Linked DNA regions of Homo sapiens: regions 1, 2, 3, 4 and 6 are each linked to region 5. A link is a contact called in ENCODE Hi-C or POLR2A ChIA-PET data. All regions are on one chromosome and are shown on one strand. Each heading gives the region's core, a stretch centred on a gene start or an enhancer-like site at or near the end of the contact. The rest is flanking DNA. Distances are from core to core; before and after follow the strand shown.

The links. A loop is a pair of places that touch in the nucleus more often than their neighbours do. ChIA-PET counts read pairs that join two places held with the same protein, here RNA polymerase II (POLR2A). Pooled maps may share reads with other maps.
Region 1: a map of B cell shows a loop between it and region 5 (14-fold over the local background). The contact joins the promoter of HMGXB4 here to the promoter of EIF3D in region 5. A Hi-C loop is called at or near these places in 1 of 168 maps with a recorded cell type or tissue (B cell), 1 of 37 single-sample maps with no recorded cell type and 10 of 50 pooled maps.
Region 2: a loop to region 5 is called in a pooled map, with 6 times the contacts of the local background. The contact joins the promoter of GCAT here to the promoter of EIF3D in region 5. A Hi-C loop is called at or near these places in 4 of 50 pooled maps.
Region 3: a loop to region 5 is called in a pooled map, with 13 times the contacts of the local background. The contact joins the promoter of DDX17 here to the promoter of EIF3D in region 5. A Hi-C loop is called at or near these places in 1 of 37 single-sample maps with no recorded cell type and 7 of 50 pooled maps.
Region 4: a loop to region 5 is called in a pooled map, with 6 times the contacts of the local background. The contact joins the enhancer-like site here to the promoter of EIF3D in region 5. A Hi-C loop is called at or near these places in 1 of 168 maps with a recorded cell type or tissue (CD8-positive, alpha-beta T cell), 1 of 37 single-sample maps with no recorded cell type and 2 of 50 pooled maps.
Region 6: a loop to region 5 is called in a pooled map, with 8 times the contacts of the local background. The contact joins the enhancer-like site here to the promoter of EIF3D in region 5. A Hi-C loop is called at or near these places in 3 of 50 pooled maps. POLR2A ChIA-PET finds 5 or more read pairs at or near these places in 2 of 52 experiments (BJ and PC-9).

Annotation. Positions count from the first base shown.
Region 1 is chr22:35,255,784-35,259,181 of GRCh38, forward strand. It overlaps HMGXB4 (HMG-box containing 4), which reads left to right and starts at 1,710. Exons shown (of 11, transcript NM_001003681.3): 1 at 1,710-1,774. LOC105373017 (a long non-coding RNA gene) reads right to left here. Exons shown (of 4, transcript XR_938210.3): 1 at 2,405-3,398; 2 at 1,430-1,478. RefSeq lists an enhancer at 1,004-1,504 and a silencer at 1,770-2,269.
Region 2 is chr22:37,806,339-37,809,448 of GRCh38, forward strand. It overlaps GCAT (glycine C-acetyltransferase), which reads left to right and starts at 1,596. Exons shown (of 9, transcript NM_014291.4): 1 at 1,596-1,825. The coding sequence starts at 1,630. H1-0 (H1.0 linker histone) reads left to right here. Exons shown (of 1, transcript NM_005318.4): 1 at 1-1,094. RefSeq lists a silencer at 1,411-1,700.
Region 3 is chr22:38,504,158-38,507,652 of GRCh38, forward strand. DDX17 (DEAD-box helicase 17) reads right to left here and starts at 2,154. Exons shown (of 13, transcript NM_006386.5): 1 at 1,794-2,154. The coding sequence starts at 2,080. RefSeq lists enhancers at 1,219-2,110, 1,990-2,179, 2,111-3,002, 2,580-2,989 and silencers at 1,430-1,599, 1,630-1,899.
Region 4 is chr22:35,408,946-35,412,055 of GRCh38, forward strand. It overlaps MCM5 (minichromosome maintenance complex component 5), which reads left to right. Exons shown (of 17, transcript NM_006739.4): 7 at 1,799-1,965. Among named protein-coding and RNA genes, the nearest start is that of MCM5, 10 kb to the left of the region's middle. RefSeq lists enhancers at 1,114-1,173, 1,264-1,483, 1,564-1,703. Within about 2 kb of position 1,291, at least 11 of the 41 ENCODE cell types and tissues checked have a DNase peak (open chromatin) inside an H3K27ac peak, as active enhancers do; they include CD8-positive, alpha-beta T cell, where a contact is called at or near this core.
Region 5 is chr22:36,526,992-36,530,441 of GRCh38, forward strand. EIF3D (eukaryotic translation initiation factor 3 subunit D) reads right to left here and starts at 2,175. Exons shown (of 15, transcript NM_003753.4): 1 at 2,085-2,175. RefSeq lists enhancers at 1,686-1,735, 2,046-2,445.
Region 6 is chr22:35,348,941-35,352,173 of GRCh38, forward strand. No RefSeq gene overlaps it. Among named protein-coding and RNA genes, the nearest start is that of MIR6069, 14 kb to the left of the region's middle. RefSeq lists enhancers at 377-909, 910-1,442, 2,033-2,541, 2,108-2,227 and a silencer at 1,888-2,007. Within about 2 kb of position 1,976, at least 26 of the 41 ENCODE cell types and tissues checked have a DNase peak (open chromatin) inside an H3K27ac peak, as active enhancers do.

The DNA of each region.
Region 1 (3,398 bases), core at 460-2,959, 1.3 Mb before region 5:
CAATGGATTTAGGGCTCTGAAGAACAAAAAGGAAATACATCATTAGGGCTCTTAAATGCCTCAAAGGGAAGCCTAACGTCAGGCAGGGTGTCCCAGAAATGCAATCTAACACCTTTTGGTGAAACTCATTGCCTGTCTTTTTGGTGAGTAGGATGGGAGCTGCGGAGAAAAAGGCCATGCTACTTTTATTAAGTATTTGCAGTTACATTTTGCAAATGATTTCAGCAACTTTATCTCAGGTGTTTTAACATCTCAGCATCTCACAGTTGTAAGAAACAGAATCAATCTTCTACTCAGTGCAGAGGGGGAGAGAGCATGATATAGCAAAAAGAGCACTGAACCAGAGTCTAACAATCTGGCTTTTCATCTTTATCTGATCACTGATTAGAGTGTGGTCTCAGACAAATCACCTTGCTTTTATTGGTCTCATGACTACCTCGTCTTCAAGCACTCACCCAACTCTGCAATGGAAAATACACTAGGACAGAGGTTCTTAATTTTTTATGGGGCCTGGGCCCTAGGAAAACACACACTGCACACATGATTTTACGTTGCATGGGGTTCACAACTCTAGAAGCCAATCTACATCTCTAACTTCTCTGCTTTACAGTAACACCAGCTTCTGCTTGAGCGCTCCTCCAGTGGGAGGGAGCTCACTACTCACAAGGAAGCCCATTGTACTACTGAACTGTACTAGAAAAATAAGTTATTCTTCATATATATATATATTTTTTGAGATGGAGTCTCACTCTGTCCCCCAGGCTGGAGTGCAGTGGCGCAATCTCGGCTCACTGCAATCTCCGCCTCCCGGGTTCAAGCGATTCTCCTGCCTCAGCCTCCTAAGTAGCTGGGATTACAGGCACGCGCCACCACGCCTGGCTAATTTTTTGTATTTTTAGTAGAGACGGGGTTTCACCACATTGGTCAGGCTGGTCTCGAACTCCTGACCTCAGGTGATCCACCCACCTCAGCCTCCCAAAGTGCTGGGATTACAGGCGTGAGCCACCGCCCCTGGCGTTCTTCTTCATATCAAACCAAGTTCTATACACTGTAATTTCTACTCATTGGTCGAAGTTCTCAATGGCAAATCAGAAAAATTGTGTTCTCGCCTGTATATGACATCTCTTCCTCTCTCTCTCTGAAGACTGTTTCTAACTAAAAAATGTAGATGATTCGCCATGCAAATTATTTTACTGTACATTGTTACAAAGATAAGTTCTTCACCTCACCCCTAATATGCCAAATGTTCAAATGTAGATGCTGAAGTCCAAATAAGCACACTGCTATTAATCTGCATAGATCTAGGTGTTGCAAAGAGGAGAACTGCTGTATAACAATATCTTGAAAGAAACAGCATAGTATTTTGGGGAAAGCACTGCATTCAGAATCAGAAGACTTGGAGTAATACTCGGTCTCACATTCCAACTACCTGTGTATCCTTGGGCACGTCACTTAACTTCTCTCAGCCTGGTTCTCTTCTGCAAAATGCGACAGGAATACAGTGAGGATTAAGTGAAATAATGTTTGTAAGCTTCTAGGGCAAGGCTGGGACATAGCAAATTCTCAATAAATAAGTGCCAGCTCCCGCGCTCAGCAGGCTCCGAGTTTTATTCGATGCGCTCGGCGCTCTTGGTCGAGCGGGATTCCCCCTCCGGAGCCCGAGTCTGCGCTCTGGGCTCGACTGAGGCTCCCTGGCCGCTCGCGCTTTTCTCTCCTTCTCCAAGATGGCGGCGATCGGCGGCGTTGAGGCGGGATCCGGGCGAGCCGAGTGAAGGTAGCGGCGAGCGGAGACCCCAGGAGACCGGGCTGGGCCCCCACCCTGAGGCGGCAGCAGCCCCGCCCCGTCGCCACCCGCCGCCCTGGGCCCGCGACATCACCTCTGGGGTGCCCCAGGCCCTTCGCGGCCTAGCCCAGGGGCCGAGCCGGGGACTGGAGTAGCGGCCGCAGCCGCCCCCAGGAAGGGGCTGGAGCGGGCAGAAGGAGGAGGGCGGGCGGGAGCTGTTCAAACGGGGAAGGCGGGAAAGCTGCGGGGCCGGGAGGGGGCGTGCGGCCGCCCCGGGGGCCTGCGGACCCGGGCCGCCCCTCCCCCTGCCCGGGCCGTCTCCGCCCTCGGGGGCGCCGTGAGGCCGCCGGAGACGCGGGAACCCGGGTTCAGGTCGAGCTGTGCGGCTCGGAACCCGCGATGCGGGGGTCCCTCGGGCTGTCAGGGGGAAAGGGCTCGTGGCCGCGGCCACGGGAGGGCTGGGGCTGCGGCTGGCAGGAGAAAGTACGAGGAGCTTTCTTCTTTTCCTCTTCACAGAGCTTTGTTGAGCTAGCTGTTGCCGCAAAACTGCCGGGAGAATCCCACTGGTTTGCCTTGGGGACCACAAAAATGGTGGTCCTGGGGGCTGTTTGTGTAAATCACCTGGTATTTTGTGTGTTTCTTGCGTGCAACCCGGCTTGGCCGTGCCTTCGTGGTGGGCGCCTTCTCCATGCAGGCCCATTTTCCCTCCACCAACTACTACTTGTAGATTCACTTTATAGCGTGCAAAAGCGGAGAAACATCTCTGTCCCCTCTTTTGGAGGGCTAAGCTGGTGGCTGATTATATTTCCTCCTAATAGAACAAAGTAAAAAACTGAATCCCAAATAAAGCCTGTTGATTGGACAAGGCTTCTCAAAATTCGATTGCTGGTCTTATGGAATGTGTGTTGTCAGCCAATCTGTGCGGTGGTCGTGGTTCCGCTTAATTGCACTGCAATGAGAGGATTCAATCCCCATCCCCGACTGTCGGGATCTCTGCAGCTTCCAGAGCTGGCAGGGGCTGGGAGTGCTGCCTAGGTAGGTCCCTGGAGAAGGGAGTGGCAAGAGGATTCGGAGTCACCGTGTTCGGAGATTGGAAGAAACCTGGACGAAGTTGAGAAGGCATCACTTGTCTGTATCGTAGAAGTAACAAGAAAATTTCAGAAATTGGCAACCGGCGGATGTGCATCTTCCTTTACCTGCACTGACTGGCATTTTGAGTTCTTGAAAGGAGTGGTTGGAAGAAGAGAATGCAGAATCTTGGACATGGCTCTCATCCTGGAACAGACCTGGAGTTCAGAATTTCTCTTACTGTCCGTGTGACGGGGCTTACTTTGTTTCCTTTTTTTCGATACTCATTTACATTATGGGGTGAAGAAGGTTGTTGATTGCAGGAGCTCAAGTTACCTCAAAAAAAGTCTGAAACCTGTTTTTTAACTGTAATTTGAAGTTTCAAAATGACAAAGTGCTATATCTGAGGACTTTTTCCTCCTGATTACTTTGGTCATCCCAAAGGCCTATGCCTGAACATAACTTGTATGCTTATCTACCAGGGAAAGAGCAACTCTGCCCCCTCCTTTTTCATATCCTGAAGAAAAGTCCCCGAAGAGCTATTTAA
Region 2 (3,110 bases), core at 346-2,845, 1.3 Mb after region 5:
TGAGAATGTACTTATATTTTGTTTTGCTATTAACCTACTTACGGGGTTAGGGATTTGCGGGGGGGGCTTGTGTGTTTTGTTGGCTTGTTTGCCATGAAGGTAGATGTGGGTGGGGAGAAGACACAAGGCAGTTTGTTCTGGCTAGATGAGAGGGAACCCAGGAATTGTGAGGTTAGCAGGAATATCTTTAGGGTGAGTGAGTTTTCTTTGAGTTGGGCACCCGTTGTGAGAGTTTCAGAACCTTTGGCCAGCAGGAGAGAGGTGGTAGGGAGCAGCCAGCCGGCAAAGGAAGGAGGGGGAAAAAAACCGCCACCGGGCTGACTTCCACCTCCCAGTGGTGAGCAGTGGGGGCCCAAACCCAGTTTCCTTCTCATTTTTGTTAGTTTGCGCTTTCGGCCTCCCTATTTTCTTAGGGAAGGGGAGTGGGGTCCAAGTGACAGCTGGATGGGAGAAGCCATAGTTTCTCCCAGTCAGCTAGGATGTAGCCATTGGGGGATCTTTGTGGCTTCAGCAAATTCTCTTGTTAAACCGGAGTGAAAACTTCAGGGGAAGGGTGGGGAGTCAGCCAAGTGCCTCAGTGTGCCCTGTTGAAACTTAGGTTTTTCCACGCAATCGATGGATTGTGTCCTAGGAAGACTTTTCTTTTCCTCTGGATTTTTGTTCCTCCTGTACAAGAGGTGTCTTTGCTTGGTTTGGTGGGGCTGCGGCCACTTAAAACCTCCCGATCTCTTTTTGAGTCCTTTATTATAAGTAGTTGTAGCTGCGGGAGGGGGAGGGGGAGTGGGCGGGCAGTGGATAGTAAGACTTACTGCAGTCGATTTGGGATTTGCTAAGTAGTTTTACAGAGCTAGATCTGTGTGCATGTGTGTGTTTGTGTATATATACATATCTAGGGCTAGTACTTAGTTTCACACCCGGGAGCTGGGAGAAAAAACCTGTACAGTTGTCTTTCTCTTATTTTTAATAAAATAGAAAAATCGCGCACTTGCGCGTCCCCCCCCCACCCCCTTTTTTAAACAAGTGTTACTTGTGCCGGGAAAATTTTGCTGTCTTTGTAATTTTAAAACTTTAAAATAAATTGGAAAAGGGAGAAACTGAGCGGTGTATTTTTCCTCACTTTGAAGACTGGAGAATGAATGCGGAGCGGTTAGGCGGGCAGGCAGTGGGGACATCTGGGGCGTTTGCACCTGAGAATGGCGGGGGAGGGTTCAGGAGCTGGACAGAAGCCAGGAATCCTTAGTCCCGGAGGCTGCGGAACGTGCCTTAGCCGGCTTCTAGGCTTCTGCCTTTGGGGTCCAGAGGGTACCCCATTTCCGGCCGAGAGGTGAGTACGTGGGAATGCGGTGGGGAGTCTGGTGGGCTTGGCCCTGACGCGACTTCCTCCGCCCCCTTCCCTCCCCTCTGCCATCCGGACTTCGGCAGTCTCAACTTACAAGTCAAGCCTCTCGGTCCCTGGCGGATCCCGCCAGGCCCCGCCCACCCGTCCTAGGCCCGCCTCCCCGCCTTTTTAAGCGAGCCCCCCTAGCTCCGATTGGCTGCTGGAGCCCGGCCCCCGGCCACGCGACCAGGCTGCGTCCGCGATGCGCACGGCTCCCAGGCAGGCAGGCGCGCTCGGGCGAGGTAGGAGCGATGTGGCCTGGGAACGCCTGGCGCGCCGCACTCTTCTGGGTGCCCCGCGGCCGCCGCGCACAGTCAGCGCTGGCCCAGCTGCGTGGCATTCTGGAGGGGGAGCTGGAAGGCATCCGCGGAGCTGGCACTTGGAAGAGTGAGCGGGTCATCACGTCCCGTCAGGGGCCGCACATCCGCGTGGACGGCGTCTCCGGAGGTAACGCTCCGTTCCGGGAGTCGTTCCAAGACCTTTCCCGAGCTTGCGCTGGAATGGAGGTCCTGGAGGTGGGGGTGGGCGGCTCCTACACTCTTAGCTACTGTTCCCCTTCGCATCTCTCAGGGCGACTTTATGGCTTCCTAATATTGACTCTTGCCTGGTTAAACCCTTTTGACGGAGGGAGGCGATTTGCCCAGCAAGAAAACCCGCATTTCTTGAGCGGCTCCTTTGTGAAGGTCTCTACCAATTGTTGCTGCACGTGAACTCCTGCTAACTTCTAGACGCAGGAATGACTAATTCCACTTTACAAACGAAGAGGCTGAAATCCACAGATGTGAAATGGCTTGCCCAAAAGCCCCCAGCTAGCTGCAGGCAGCGCTGGAATATTGGAGCTGGAACATTGCCTGACTGGCCAGAGAGGACAGCTTGCTGGGTAAACTCATAGCAAGCAAGGGGTCCCAGGGCTGCCACAGAAATCACATGATGAGTTGGCCCTGCCAGGTCTCCCTCATTTCTTTCTTTCCTTTTTTTTTTCTGAGATGGAGTCTCGTCTTGCTCTGTCGCCCAGGCTGGAGTGCAGTGGCGAGATCTCGGTTCACTGCAACCTCTGCCTCCCGGGTTCAAGCGATTTTCATGCCTCAGCCTCCCAAGTAGCTGGGACTACAGGCACGTGCCAGCACACCCGGCTAATTTTTGTATTTTTAGTGGAGACTGGGTTTCACCATGTTGGCCAGGCTGGTCTCGAACTCCTGACCTCAAGTGATCCTCCCGCCTCAGCCTCCCAAAGTGTTGGGATTACAGGCGTGAGCCACCACTCCCAGCCCTCCCTCATTTCACTCTAACCAGTGGTTACACCTGACTTATTCGTGTCAGGCCTCAGGTGAGTGGTAATCATCAACAAGCTCCCAAAGCTGCCTTCTGCCCAGGAAATAGGCATAGAACCCTTGGTGCTGTTGCACTCATTTGTAAAACAGAGGTCCCAGGTAATCCCTTCTCTCCCTCAGGGGAAGCTTAGAGCCGGTCAAAAGATGGGAAATTAGGAGACCCAAGTTCTCATCCTGTTTTTGCCTTTCCCAGGCTGTGTGAACTTTCCCCTCTGGCTGTTTGCTCCTAAGGTCAGCTGTGTTCACTCTGGGCTTTAGAATTCGGGGACTGGTATCTCAGGCACCTACCTTTGGGGGTGTGATTCTGGCAGCAAAGTAAACTGTGGAGTTCCAGGACTGCAGCAGGCGTCTGATCCAGCCCTCTTCTTTAACCCTCAAGGAAACCAAGGGGTCAGATAAGG
Region 3 (3,495 bases), core at 904-3,403, 2.0 Mb after region 5:
TTTTGTTAACCACTCCCTTTCCTATCATATTTGCACATATCCTTAATTAAATGTGTCACCCTACCACAACGTGCTTTTTAACTCAACACTTCTGTGACTTATCCACATTAATCCAAGTTCTTTTCTCTTTTTCACGGCTGATTCAATTGTACGAATACCCACAATTTATGGAGACATTTGCGTTGTTTCCAATATCCTGTTAGCACGAATGCTGGTATATAAACTTTTCTGTACAAGGATCCTGGGGTACCTGTGCAAGGATTTCTCTAGGCATTACAGTCTAGGGTATAAAGCTTAGGGAGGAATTGCTGGGTCGTTTTCAACTTTCCTAGATAATCTCAAGTTCTTTTTCTAAGTCAATGAACTGAAATTCACTTCTAAACTTAGCAATACTGTCACACGCGAAGCAAACATTCCACCTCTCATCCTCTAAACAATGAGATAAAATATTTTCCTTCCTAATAAGGTATAAATCAAAATAATTTTGTAAAAAGTGGCAACTGAAGTGCTTGAGACTAGTAAATCCAGCAGTTGTGGATCTGAACCACAAAAGACAAAAACGTTTGGAGAAAATATCGTTAACAGAGCGCCTACTACAGTGAGACTATTACATCCATTATCTCTTAATTCCTGACAACACAGCAAAGTAAAGGCAATTATCACGTTCCTCAGAGGAAACAGGCTCACAAAAGGTAGGATCTTGACCAAGGTCACACACACACATATCAAGTGGCGTCACGTAACTCTTTGGGGAAGCGGGGGGGTCGGGGGAGACGGAGTTTCGCTCTTGCCACGGGCTGGAGTGCAATGGCGCGATCTCGGCTCACTGCAACCTCCTCCCCCCGGGTTCAAGCGATTCTCCTGCCTTGGCCTCCCGAGTAGCTGGGATTACAGGCATGCGCCACCAAGCCAGGCTAATTTTGTTATTTTTAGTAGAAACGGGATTTCTCCATGTTGATCAGGCTGGTCTCGAACTCCTGACCTCCGGTGATCCGCCCGCCTCGGCCTCCCAAATCGCTGGGATTACAGGCCTGAGGCACCACGCCCGGTCCACAATACCAAGAACTTTCTAGCGAGGCAGAATAGTTGACGCTGCAGTCCAATTAGAGAAAAAAGGCTGAAATATTAAGATTAAAACTAAAGTAACGACCCAAAAACCCATCCTTCCCCCAAACACGGTCATTTAGATGGCAAGCAACTCCACTGCTTTACATCCCAATGCATTTCCTCCGACTTAAAATATAACTGAAGAGAATTAAAATCTATTTCTAAAAATGAGAAGTTGGTCTTTTCGTCTCCCGTGCCTTAAACAGTGAACTCTGGGGAGAGAACGTCAAGGGTGCCATTTCGTGTAAGGCTTTCCTGGGCTGAAGTGTTCTCTCAGGAAGATCCGCGTTTTTCAGATGAACGCCGAGGCCTGGAGACATCGAACAGCCCGCCCGAAGCGGCCCGGCTCGAGAGCCGGGAAACCAGGCGAGGCGCCAAAGCCCGGGCCTGGGCTGATGCGGCCAGGCCGCCCCTCCCGATCCCCCGCGGGGCTGGGATGGGGCCGGGCCGCGCCACGACGGCCGTCCGCACGGAGAGGCCCAGCGTCGCCAAGCGGCCGCCCTCCTCGGGTCCCGAGTGACCCCGGGGCCGAGGTCCGCGCACGAAACCGCTGTCTCGCCTCGAGTCGCCTCCCCTCGCCTCCCGGGTCGAGAGCAAGGCTCCCAGGCTCGCAGTCCGCCGGGCCTCCCCAAGAAGCAACTCCCCCACCCCCACGCCAGGCCTCTCCTCTCCTCCCCCACCCTTACCCTCCACGGTCACGATCCCGGTCCCGGTCCCCAAAGCCTCCTCCGCGCATGGTCCCAAAAGGATAGAGATCTGGGAGCGGGGCACGGATGGCCGGGCTCGGGAGGGCCTGCGGCTCCGGTCTGGTGACGACCGATGGCGGCGGCGCCTCCGCTGTTGGGGCGGCGGCAGGCGCAGCGCTCTCTCGCTCCGACGCGCTGTCTCCCGTCGCAGACGCCACCGTCGCCGCCTCTCTCGTCGGAGACGGGAGCAAAACACAGAGAATCGGGGCTACAAAGCCGGTGGGCAGGTTTGGCTACGCTCAAACCGGGCAGTGCCGCGGTTTAGGCGTCTCCTTCCTTCCCAGCGACTGCACAAAATGGCGGCCGCCGCTGAGTCGGCTCCAACTTAACGCTGCGTACGGCGGAGACGATACGTAAACAGCGCCTCGGAATAGCCCGAGGGCTCCGCGGGGAACTACGGGTATTCTTGGAAGCACTTTACGTCAGTTGCGACGATGGGTGTATTTTGCGGTCTGTACAAGAAAAACAAAGTACGGAGCGAGCGTAGAGTTCTCGCGCCACCCGAACTAGAACGTGGGATGAGGTGGGAGGAAGCGCCTCTGGTGCGACGTAACATTCTTTGCGTCGTTAGCCGGCCTGCTGTTGCTAAGATGCGCAGTATGCGTAACGCATTCTGTTTAGAGAATAGAGGATTTTGCCTGATTCCGATCTCGGTACAGACCCCGCGGCCGGCTTGAAGAAGTTGCTTTGCAGAGACAATAACCGTCCTCCATATTGTTATCAAGTTTCAGAGTCCTCTGGCGCCAGAGGCCGGGAGGGTCTTAAATTCCGTGGCTGGCCTTCCTATATGGCGCCGCCAGCCCTCTCGCCCCACCGCCCTGGGCCCGCTGAGAATGGCGGCGGGCCCCGGCGCCATTTCCTTTCCGTTGCCTTTCGCTGCTCTGTCTCCGGCAGCCATGATGGAAGAGCCGTGTCCCTTTCTTTCCGGAGTTTGTGAGGTGGCGATGTCCCTTCCAGGTTAAAGTGCCCTCAGCTACATTTGGTTCACACTGAGGTGCATTTTCTGAACCGTATATTTTTACCGTCCCTGGCCGAGCACAGCTGTTGCTAATACAGAAACAAAATGTGCTTGGAGGCCAGGCATGGTGGCTCACGCTTGTAATACTAACACTTTGGGAGGCCGAGGCGGGAGGATCACCTGAGTCCCGGAGTTCGAGACCAGCCTGGCCAAAATGGCAAAACCCCGTCTCTACGAAAAATACAAAAATTAGCAGGACATGGTGGCGGGTGCCTGTAGTCCCAGCTACTTGGGAGGCTGAGGCAGGAGAATCGCTTGAACCCGGGAGTCGGAGGTCGCAGTGAGCCGAGAACGTGCCACTGCACTCCATCCTGGACGACGGGGCAAGAATCCGTCTCAAAAAAAAAATTGCTTGGAGCCCCAGTGGACTCCGTGGGCCCTTTGCTGCCGTTGAACGGCGCTCCTCAGAAGGCCCGGAGAAGACCCCAGCACTCTCAGGAGAACAAGGTTTCAGAGCGATGGTCTTTAGACACAGAAAGGGCGAAGGCTAAGGACAAGTGTTTAACCAGGCTAGTCCACGTTCTCCGCTCAATTCCTTCCAGACTGGCTTCCCTCTCCTTACCTGCTTCCTGTCGTCTCAAACTGCATTTTGAAGCCCCGCAAGCTTGGCCAAATGGCGTCACA
Region 4 (3,110 bases), core at 41-2,540, 1.1 Mb before region 5:
CCCCACCTCCTACCCCAGGCTTTCTTTTTTTTTTTGAGACGGAGTCTGGCTCTGTAGCCCAGGCTGGAGTGCAGTGGCGCGATCTCGGCTCACTGCAAGCTCCACCTCCTGGGTTAATGCCATTCTCCGGCCTCAGCCTCCCGAGTAGCTGGGACTACAGGCGCCCTCCACCATGCCCAGCTAATTTTTTGTATTTTTTAGTAGAGATGAGGTTTCACCTTGTTAGCCAGGATGGTCTCGATCTCCTGACCTCATGATCCGCCCGCCTTGGCCTCCCAGAGTGCGTGGATTACAGGCGTGAGCTACTGCGCCCAGCGTACCCCAGGCTTTCTGTTAAGATCCTGCTGAACAGCCACGGTGGCTCATGCCTGTAATCCCAGCACTTGGAGCGGCTGAGACAGGAGGATTGCTTGAGGCCAGGAGTTCAAGACCAGCCTGGGCAACATACTGAGACCCTGTATCTAAAAAAAAAAAATTTATTAGCTGGGTGTTGGGGCAGACACCTATAATCCCAGCTACTTGGGAGGCTGAGGTGGGAGAATCACTTGACCCCAGAAGGTTGAGGTTGCAGTGAGCTGTGATTACACCACTCCACTCTAGCCTGGGTGACAGAGCGAGACCCTGTCTCAAAAAGGAAAACAAAAAAGATTCTACTGAGGGGGAGAGGGTACTGAGCTTGGGCCCCTCATAGTAACCTGGGTGGAAGGTTTTGAGATCTTTGATTAGGGTTCTAACCTGGGCTTGCATATCCTGAAATTGCATGCAGATGTTCTGAGGAGAGCGGATCTGTAGCTTCTGTTAACTTCATTAGTGGCAACAGAGTATGTAGGGGTCAGGCTCTTGCTCCCTGGGCAAGTTATGTGACTTTGTCAAGCTTCAGTTTCCTCATCAGTAAAATGGGGATAAGGACAGTCCTTAATCTCTCAGAGGGCTGCTTGAAAATGCATGTGGTGTTTAGCACAATTCCTTCATGCAGATTACGTAATCAGGATGTATGATTTTCCAAGCAGTTCATGAATCCTGAAAACTTACGAAGTGGGTATGGGAAGAGGGGAGTTGGAGGCTCATGGAGTGACGGTGATGGTCTTTTCTGGAGCTGTGATGCCTGATGGTATAAAGCACTTCTATGTCTGCTGCCTCACCTGACTCCACAACATGAGAGGCAGGCCACTTCGTCATCCCCCTAGGCTCAGAGGTGCAATGACTTCGTTGAGGTCACACAGCGACTAAGTGTCCCTCCACACCACCCTGTCTCTGACTGGGGGACTTGGAGACTTCCCTGTTTCAACATCTCATTTTGAAAACAGGAAATGAAAACCCAGAGGCAAAATGAGCTCACAGAGCCATGAAGAGGCAAAAAGGGCGAGTGGCCCCTCAAGGAGGCTGGGGGGCGTGAAGAGGAAGTCTTGCCCTGAGAGGCTAAAGGGCACCACACAGTGAGCTGACAGCAGACACGTGGAGATGGGGCTTTTGGAGGGCTCTGTGGGCTGGCACTAAGCCTCCTAAACCAGCGTACAAATGAGTTAGCGAGTTCAGCGAGAGTCAGGCCACCACCTGCCTTTCTGTTTGGCTGTCACTGTGGGCAACACCATCCTCCAAGCAGCTGAGCATGGGCTGAGTGACGTGGGGAGAGAGGCCGTTCTCTGGGCTCCGTGGGGCTGGAGCCAGCTCAGCATGTGGTGCCTGTGGCAAAAATGCTGCAGTGGACCCTGCGTGTCCTGGGCATGGGTGGAATCAGAGACTTGCTGTCCAAGTCAGAATCTCAGCTTTTCTCCTTTCTCCTCTACCCTCCTCTCAGGTACCTGTGTGACAAGGTCGTCCCTGGGAACAGGGTTACCATCATGGGCATCTACTCCATCAAGAAGTTTGGCCTGACTACCAGCAGGGGCCGTGACAGGGTGGGCGTGGGCATCCGAAGCTCCTACATCCGTGTCCTGGGCATCCAGGTGGACACAGATGGCTCTGGTGAGTTGGCTTTGGGGTCCTGGCTTAGCCCTGCTAAAAGGCTGTGCTTGCATACTTCTGGTAACAGGCAGCTCGTTACTTCATGAGGTAGCCCAGGATGTCCTTGTGTTGCTCATATCATTAGAACGTTCATTTTTATATTAAGTGATCCCTGGAACTTCCACACATTGGTCCTAGCTGTGGCTCCTGGGCTGAGGGTGTTTGCCTAAGTGCAGGATTAAGGCAGAAGGACTGAGGTCAAATCACTGGGGAATTACTGAAAGCCAAGTCTTCACTTCTGTGACAGGAAATACAAGAGAAGTGAAACGCAGGGTTCCAGGCAGGCAGCCGCCTAGTGTCTAGTTGGAGAAATAAGAAAACTGTGAGACCGCTGGGGACATGTGGGTAAAGTGGTGGCTGTTGTGGGTCACGCAGTTCCAAGGAGGTGCTAAAGGAGGTCTGAGAAGGAGGAGGTCGGGGCTGGGCCTTGGGGAAGGTTTTCTGGGAGGAGGTTAATCTGAGCTGGGCTTTGAAGAGTGGTGGATGTGGAAGAACTTCCAGGCGGGAGGGGATGGCAGGAGCAGGTGAAAACCCCGGCCTGGGCAAGGTACTGAGTGGCTGGAGGGCCGAGTGGGAGTCTAGGGGATGAGGGGCCAGGTGGTGTAAGAGGCCTTGAGTGCCGAGATGGGGAGCTCCTGCTTACACCTGAGGGCAGCAGGGGCCACTGAGGGTTTTCAGGTTTGTTTCAGCCCTCTGGCTGCAGTGAATTGATTCAGAGGGGTGGCTTCCCCAGGGCTCAGTCCATGGCCCACCCCACATTTACACAAACTACCTAGATTATTACAACTTTAAAACCACTGACAGGTAAGTAGCTCTCACATTTCCATTTCTAGCCTGGGCTTCTCCCCACGTTCCAGACTTTAATAACCAACTGCTGATTTGACATGTTCACTTACATATCTGAAAGGCATCTCGAACTTTACATGGCTGAAGCTAAGCTCCCCTTTCCCCACCCTCAGACTGGCTCCTCTCAGTCTTCCCATCTTCACCCTTTCAGTTGCTCAGACAAAAACCCCCAAGTCACCCTTGGTGCTCTTTTCTCTCATCCCCCACATCTAATCACTCAGGAACTCTGGCCAGCTCCACCTTTAAAACGTGTCCAGGAT
Region 5 (3,450 bases), core at 925-3,424:
AGAGTGCTGAGAAAAAAAGATCTTTAAGTATATCCTGAAATTCAATTTTCCTTTCTCATTGTTTCAATTTTCTGCCATCAACGCAAATCCTGTGTGCAGTGCAAGCGGACATAAAGCCAGGCAGAAGAACTGCCAGAGGGCCAAGGAGGTCCCCACAGACCTCAGGCCCAAAGTTGCCATGTTAAATGTTCATGAATACTGCCAGGCACTGTTCTTACTGTTTACCACTCATTCATTCATACAGTCCTGCCAACAATCCTGTGAGGTAGGAGCCAATGTTATCCGCACTCTCCAGATAAGAAAACCAAAGCACAGAGAAATGAAGAAATTGCCCAAAGTTGAAATGCTAGTGGATGAAAAACGTGAACCAAAGCAGTCTGACCCCAGAGTCTGCACTCTGCATAATGCTATAGCCCTCTTGGGAATTAAAAAACCGGCGCTGTATAGCAGATGGCTGCCCGACACTTCTATAAAAAAACCTATGCATTTATCTTCCGTTGTAACCTTCTGAAAATGCTTAGAAGGCGAGTTCCTAGAGGAAAATTCACTACACAAGTATTTCTTGGAGGCCGGGCGCGGTGGCTCACGCCTGTAATCCCAGCACTTTGAGAGGCCGAGGTGGGCGGATCACGAGGTCAGCAGTTCGAGACCAGCCTGGTCAACATGGTGAAACCCAGTCTCTACTAAAAATACAAAAATTAGCTGGGCGTGGTGGCGGGCACCTGTAATACCAGCTACTCAGGAGGCGGAGGTTGCAGTGAGCCAAGATCCTGCCATTACACTCCAGCCTGGGCAACAGAGCAAGACTCCGTCTCAAAAAAACAAAAATCAAATGTTTCTTGGAGGCTGGAGAGCAATCAAAAGAACAGGTATGCTGAACTTAGTAAACTCTCCTCAAAGCCCCATGCTGGGGAGATTGAGGCTTCCTTCAGAGATGACATTTGGGTGACAGCAACACAGGATGAACCTAGAAGTTTCATCTTTCTAATAGAAACTATAGGAAGAGGACAGAAGAAAAAGGGTGGTGGTCTCAGAACAATTTGTATTAAATAAATATTGCTGAGCTCCTACGTGTTAGGCCCTATACCAGATAATTTAACACCATTGACCACCCCCCCACCCCTACTTTAGAGGCAAAAATTTGAAGCTCAGCCTACTCAAGCAGCTGACCTCATCATTTCAAAACAGATTTGATTTCCAGGGTTGCCTGCTGTCAGTCCAGCCTTCTTTCCATTATATTACAGCTGGGCAGCAGCCCGCAAAGATCAGGGGTTTGAGACCGTACATCATAATACCAAGACAACGAGTCTCAAAACACACTTTAAAAAATCGGGTTCTGTCAGAAGCTCAAGAAGGGAAGAGGCCCGAGGCTCGACCTGCATCACCTCCCTGGAAAGCCAGGGATGAGATACCCTGGCTTTAATAAATGTTTTTTTTTTTAAGAGCAGAGCGGAACCAGGAGGAGAAACTGAGCCGCTCAGCAAAAACGAAGTAACAGCTGTACTAGTCACAGGGGCAGGATAGGGAGGTTCCAAGAGGGCACTCAGAAGGGGCTCTGTGGTTGGCAGGCCACTACAGATCATAAGCCGTCCATCGCTGAACAGGGGGTGGGGTAGATTTAAGATCAGAGATCAAATCTACTTCTCTATCCTAGCCTCCAGTTTCACAAAAAAGGAAAGATAACCTATGCACTGTGAATTCCTAAGAACAGGGGCCAAACACCGCTCAGCCTGGTACCCCTAAGACCTCACTCAAAAAGTCAGGGAGTTTTCGGCCACTTCAGAAAGACTTTGTTGTTACCCCTCCGTCTTAACCCAGGTGAGTTAAGTGACAATCAAATTCACCCAGCTCATGGGCACTGAGCAGGGCCGAGGGCCAAGGACCTCACCCACAAGGTCGTGTCCCGCGTTCAGTAGCGTGCGGGACGCGGGGCCCCCGAAAGTGGATTCCTGCCCCGCCCAGCGGAGGGACGGCAACAGCAGGAAGGGACTAAGAGAGGTCTCTTCCGGGAGGCCCCCCGAAGGCTGGACCTAGTCCGAACCGGCTCCGGAGGGCCGCAGGAACCTATGAAACACGCCGCTCACCTGCAATGGCCTCGGCCGGCCGGGATGGCAACAGATGGTGCGTGCCGGGGACCGCGTTAGCAGCAGCACTCTTGAGAAACCAGGAAAAGAGGAAACATGCGCGCGCAGCGGGCGCCGCCGTAAACACGACCGGCGCTGTCGTAAACTGCTCTCCCGCTTCCTCTGGGTTGGGCGGAAGAACTCACGAGCCGTAAAGCGAAGGTCCACCCGGAAATCCGTTACTGCGTTTCGCCAGGCGTCCTCATTAGCCTCCGAGGCGCCGAGACGCGAGAGGTGTGATTGGCACTACGTCAGGCGGTATCCGGGGACGCCCAAAGAGGGCGTTCATCACTGAAACTTGGCGGCCGCGCAATCGAAGCTCGAGGCGGGGAGCGACTGGCGCCCTTCTGTGTCCCACAATGCTTCGCGGCGCGCCTCAGCCCCCATGTATCCCACCGTCACCCGCGACTCCCCGCCTGTTCTACCTGCCTGCTTAATGTGAAACTCAGCGCAGGGGAGGTCCGTCGGTGTCTTAGGCGGTCCTTATTGTTACTCCTCCGCCTTTATAGTTGTGGAAACTGAGGCTCAGAAGTGCCAAGTGACCTGCCTAGATCAGACTGTTAGTTTAGGGTTCTAACCGCCAGAGTTCAAACCATACTTCCGCAGTTCTCAAACTTAATTGTAGGACAGGGATTTCTGGAACAGTGTTTTTATTTATTTTTATTTATTTTTTGAGACAGGGTTTCGCTCTGTCGCCCAGGCTGAAATGTAGTGGCAGGATCACGGCTTATTGCACCCTCGACTTCTCAGGTACAAGCGATCCTCCCAGTTCAGCCTCCCGAGTCGTTGGTGTACACAGGCACGCACAACCACGCCTGCCTAATTTTTGTATTTTTGGTAGAGATGGGGTTTTGCTATGTTGCTCAGGCTGGTCTCAAACTCCTGAGCTCAACAGTCCACCCACTGGGGCTAGGGTTACAGGCATGAGTCACCGTACCCGGCCAGCTAATGATTTTTAAAAATTTTGTAGAGACAGCGTCTCACTATGTTGCCCGGGCTGGTCTTTAACTCCTGGTCTAAAGTGGTCCTCTCGCCTCAGCGTGCGGAGCAGCTGAGGCTACAGGTGCATGCCACCATGCCTGGCTAATTTTTTTTTTTAGACGGAGTCTTGCTCTGTCTTCCAGGCTGGAGTGGAGTGCAGTGGCGCTATCTCAGTTCACTGCAACCTCCGCATCCCAGGTTCAGGTGATTCTCCTGCTTCAGTCTCCCGAGTAGCTGGGATTGCAGGCGTGTACCAACATGCCCGGCTAATTTTCCTTTTAGTAGAGACGGGGTTTCACCTTGCTGACCAGGCTGGTCTCGAACTCCTGACCTCAGGTGATCTACC
Region 6 (3,233 bases), core at 726-3,225, 1.2 Mb before region 5:
AGATGGAGTTGGGGCAAGGAAAGCAGCTGGGGGCAGGCACACTGGTGCCAGGCAGGGGAGGGGGAGGCCCTGCCGCCATCAGGATGCTCATGGTCCAGGCCAAGCTCCCTCTGCCACATCCAGGGCATCTGTGAGCTCCTGCCAGGTGCCCTACCCTGGCCCAGCCCTTTCAGTACCTCACAACAGCCCCAGGGGGTCAATGGTGTTGGCCACCAGTTACAAATGGGGAAACTGAGGCTGAGGGAGGAAGGGACTTGCCTGGTCATACACTAAGTAATGGAAGACTGGGACCCCCAACCTTCCTCACTGCTGCCTCACCTGCCTGCCCCACCCACACCCCACTGCCTGCTTCCCTCATTCTCTCCCTACTTAACTGGGGACCTCTTAGAGGGGAGTTGTGATTTTACAAGGATCAAAGCCAAGGCCTCCTCTCCCCTGTGTTAGCTGGGAAACCCAAGGAAACTTCCACAGAAGGCCCCCAGGGCTGGGAGGGCCTCAGGTGCTAAGGGTGAAAACTGCCAGGTTGTTCATTCCTCCCTGTGGGTGCATCCCCTGGGAGCCAGCTGCACACAGCATAGCGCTAGGTGCCCGCCAGACAGAAGTGAAGCGGCCAGGTGCCAGCCCTGTGGGGTCACGTGGGAGGGAAAGGGACGAGAAAGACAGACATAAACTCAATCATTGTTTCACGCTGTGAAAAGAAGAAGATGGGACGGGACGCCCAGGGCCAGGAGGCTCTCTGTGAGGACGGCCTAAGGCTGCTGAGGTAAGATGGGGTGGGCTGGGCCATGAAGGGCCTTGAATGCCAGGCAGGAGGTGGCCCCTGCAGAGGTCTCGGCTTGGCTGGCTGGAACAGTTCCAGGCTGCCTGAAGGCCTCCTTCAGAGAGAAGGCTGCTGGGGCTGCATGGGGGCTGGGGGGGGGGGCGCTGGCGGGAATTCATCAGTGCAGTCAGGCTGGGTTCCCTGGCAGCAGGCTCTGTCTGAGGCTGCAGGCCTGGGCGGGATCACTTTACAGCTGCAGGAAGTCTTGGCCCCAAGAAAATGAGGGCCAGCTGTCTGGTGGGAGCCTTGGGTAGGAGCAGGGCCTCCACCTGGCACCACAGGGCAGGATTAACGAGGTGCCGCCGCTCCCGCTGGGCCCAGCTACATCGGAAGGCGCTGGGCCGGGGGCATGGAGGGGAGGGGTTGAGTGGAGCTGGGAGGGGCTGGTGGGCAGGGGAAAGGGCGCCTGGGGGGCAGCCCCAGGCCTGCCTTTGAGGAAGCCTTTTGCAGAGCCTCCACCAAGCCCTCTCCCTCCTGGCTCCCCTGGGCCACCACGATCCCACCCTGGGCCTGGACACCGACCCCTCCACCTCCTGCCCTAGTGTCAGTACCCACCTCCCAGACCGGCCACTTCTGGGCTGTGTGACCTTAGGCAAATTACTTAACCTTTCTGTGCTTCTGTTTTCTCACTGGTAAAATGGGCAGATAACACTCGTTGCCTCATAGGGTTGTTAGGGTTGACTGAGCCAACAAGTAACTCAGCACCTGCCATGTAGACAATGCTCTGTACATGTTGTTATTGTCACGGATGGTTCCCTGCTCCCTTCCAGAATGGCCTCTGCTCCAGACACCTGGCTCAGAGCCCTGCCCCTCAGACTCCTCAGTAATTCTAGGGACCCCTGCTCTGCCTCTGGTATTGCCTTCCCAGCTCCAGAATAACGTCTGTCCCTACTCCCCACTGGGAGAGAACCAAAGGACTGTGTCTGTCTTTCCTCCTGGTCTGGGCTGCTAACCCTAAGAGGGTCAGGGCTGTCTTGATCCTGGCAACACGGCAGGGTCCCCCTGGCGTTCCTGGATTGGGCTCTGCGGGCTCTCGGTAGGCGCTTTAGGAAGCCTTTGCCCGCTCCAAGGTGGCTGGAGGTAGGCCCAGTTCTGAGTCCTGAGCACGGTCTACGGCCCCTGCTCAGGGTCAGTGTTTCAAGGCGACCACGAGATGGCAGTAGCACTGCATGTACAGGGCTTGCCGGGGCACTAGGGTGGAGTCCACCGCGGCCAAATCAGCCCCTCCCGGGTACAGACACCGGGAGAAAGGGGCGGGTGCTGCCGGCTCCTGCCCGCTCCTGCCCCGCGCGAGCTCACAGGCGCGCGCGTGCACACACACACGCGCACACGCCCTCTGACTGGTGGGGCTGAGTAACAATGGTGATGGGGCTGGGAGCTGGAGTCCGAGGGTCTGGCTTCACCGCCGGGCTCTGCTGTGGGACTACACAAGGGATTTCATCTCTGGAAGCCTCAGATCTTCTTAAACGTCCCGATTCACAGGGTTGTGGGGAGGATTTGGTGAGACAAGCTGGGAGCTCAGCTACGGGAGCTTTGGGTGGGCAAAAGTGAGCCCGGTCCCCTCCCTCTCTTTACAGAGCCCCGGTGTGCCGTTGCTGGGGCCCCCTGCTCCCGCGCCTTCTCAGCCGACACGCTCAGATCCGTGTGCATTGCCGTTTCTGTCTCCACGTGTAGACAAATCATGAGCTCGCCCAGTAACTCCAGCTCTACCACAGATTCCTTCTCTTTTCCGCCCTTCCCCTATGTCTAATTCCCTTCTCCAGCAGTGAGAAACCTGCTTCCCGCCGTCCTTCATTCCTTCTCTCCCCCCATCCCCGCAGAAACCAATCTCTGTTGCCACCACTGCCCCGTCCTGCCAGTGCCTCCCACCCTCTCCGCGTGGACCGCCACCACCCTGCCCCACAGACAGGCCCCTAGACACAGAAATCTTCTTTCTCACAGTTCTAGAGGCTGAAGTTCAACATCAAGGACGTGGACTCCATCTGTTCAGTTGGTTCCTTCCGGCCCCTCCGTGGCTGTATATGGTCATCTTCTCCCTGGGGCCTCACATCATATCCCCTCTGCATCTCTCTATGTTCAAAAGTCCCATTTTTATAAGGACAGCATTCATCAAGGATTAGAGTCCACCTAATGATCTATTGTACCTATTGTACCTTAATCACTTTTTTTTTTTTTTTTTTTGAGACAGAGTTTCACTCTTGTTGCCCAGGCTGGAGTGCAATGGCGCGATCTCGGCTTACTGCAACCTCCGCCTCCCAGTTCAAGCAATTATCCTGCCTCAGCCTCCTGAGTAGCTGAGATTACAGGCATGCGCCATCACACCTGGCTAATTTTGTATTTTTAGTAGAGACGGGTTTTCTCCATGTTGGCCAGGCTGGTCTCGAACTCCCAACCTCGTGTGATTCACCCGCCT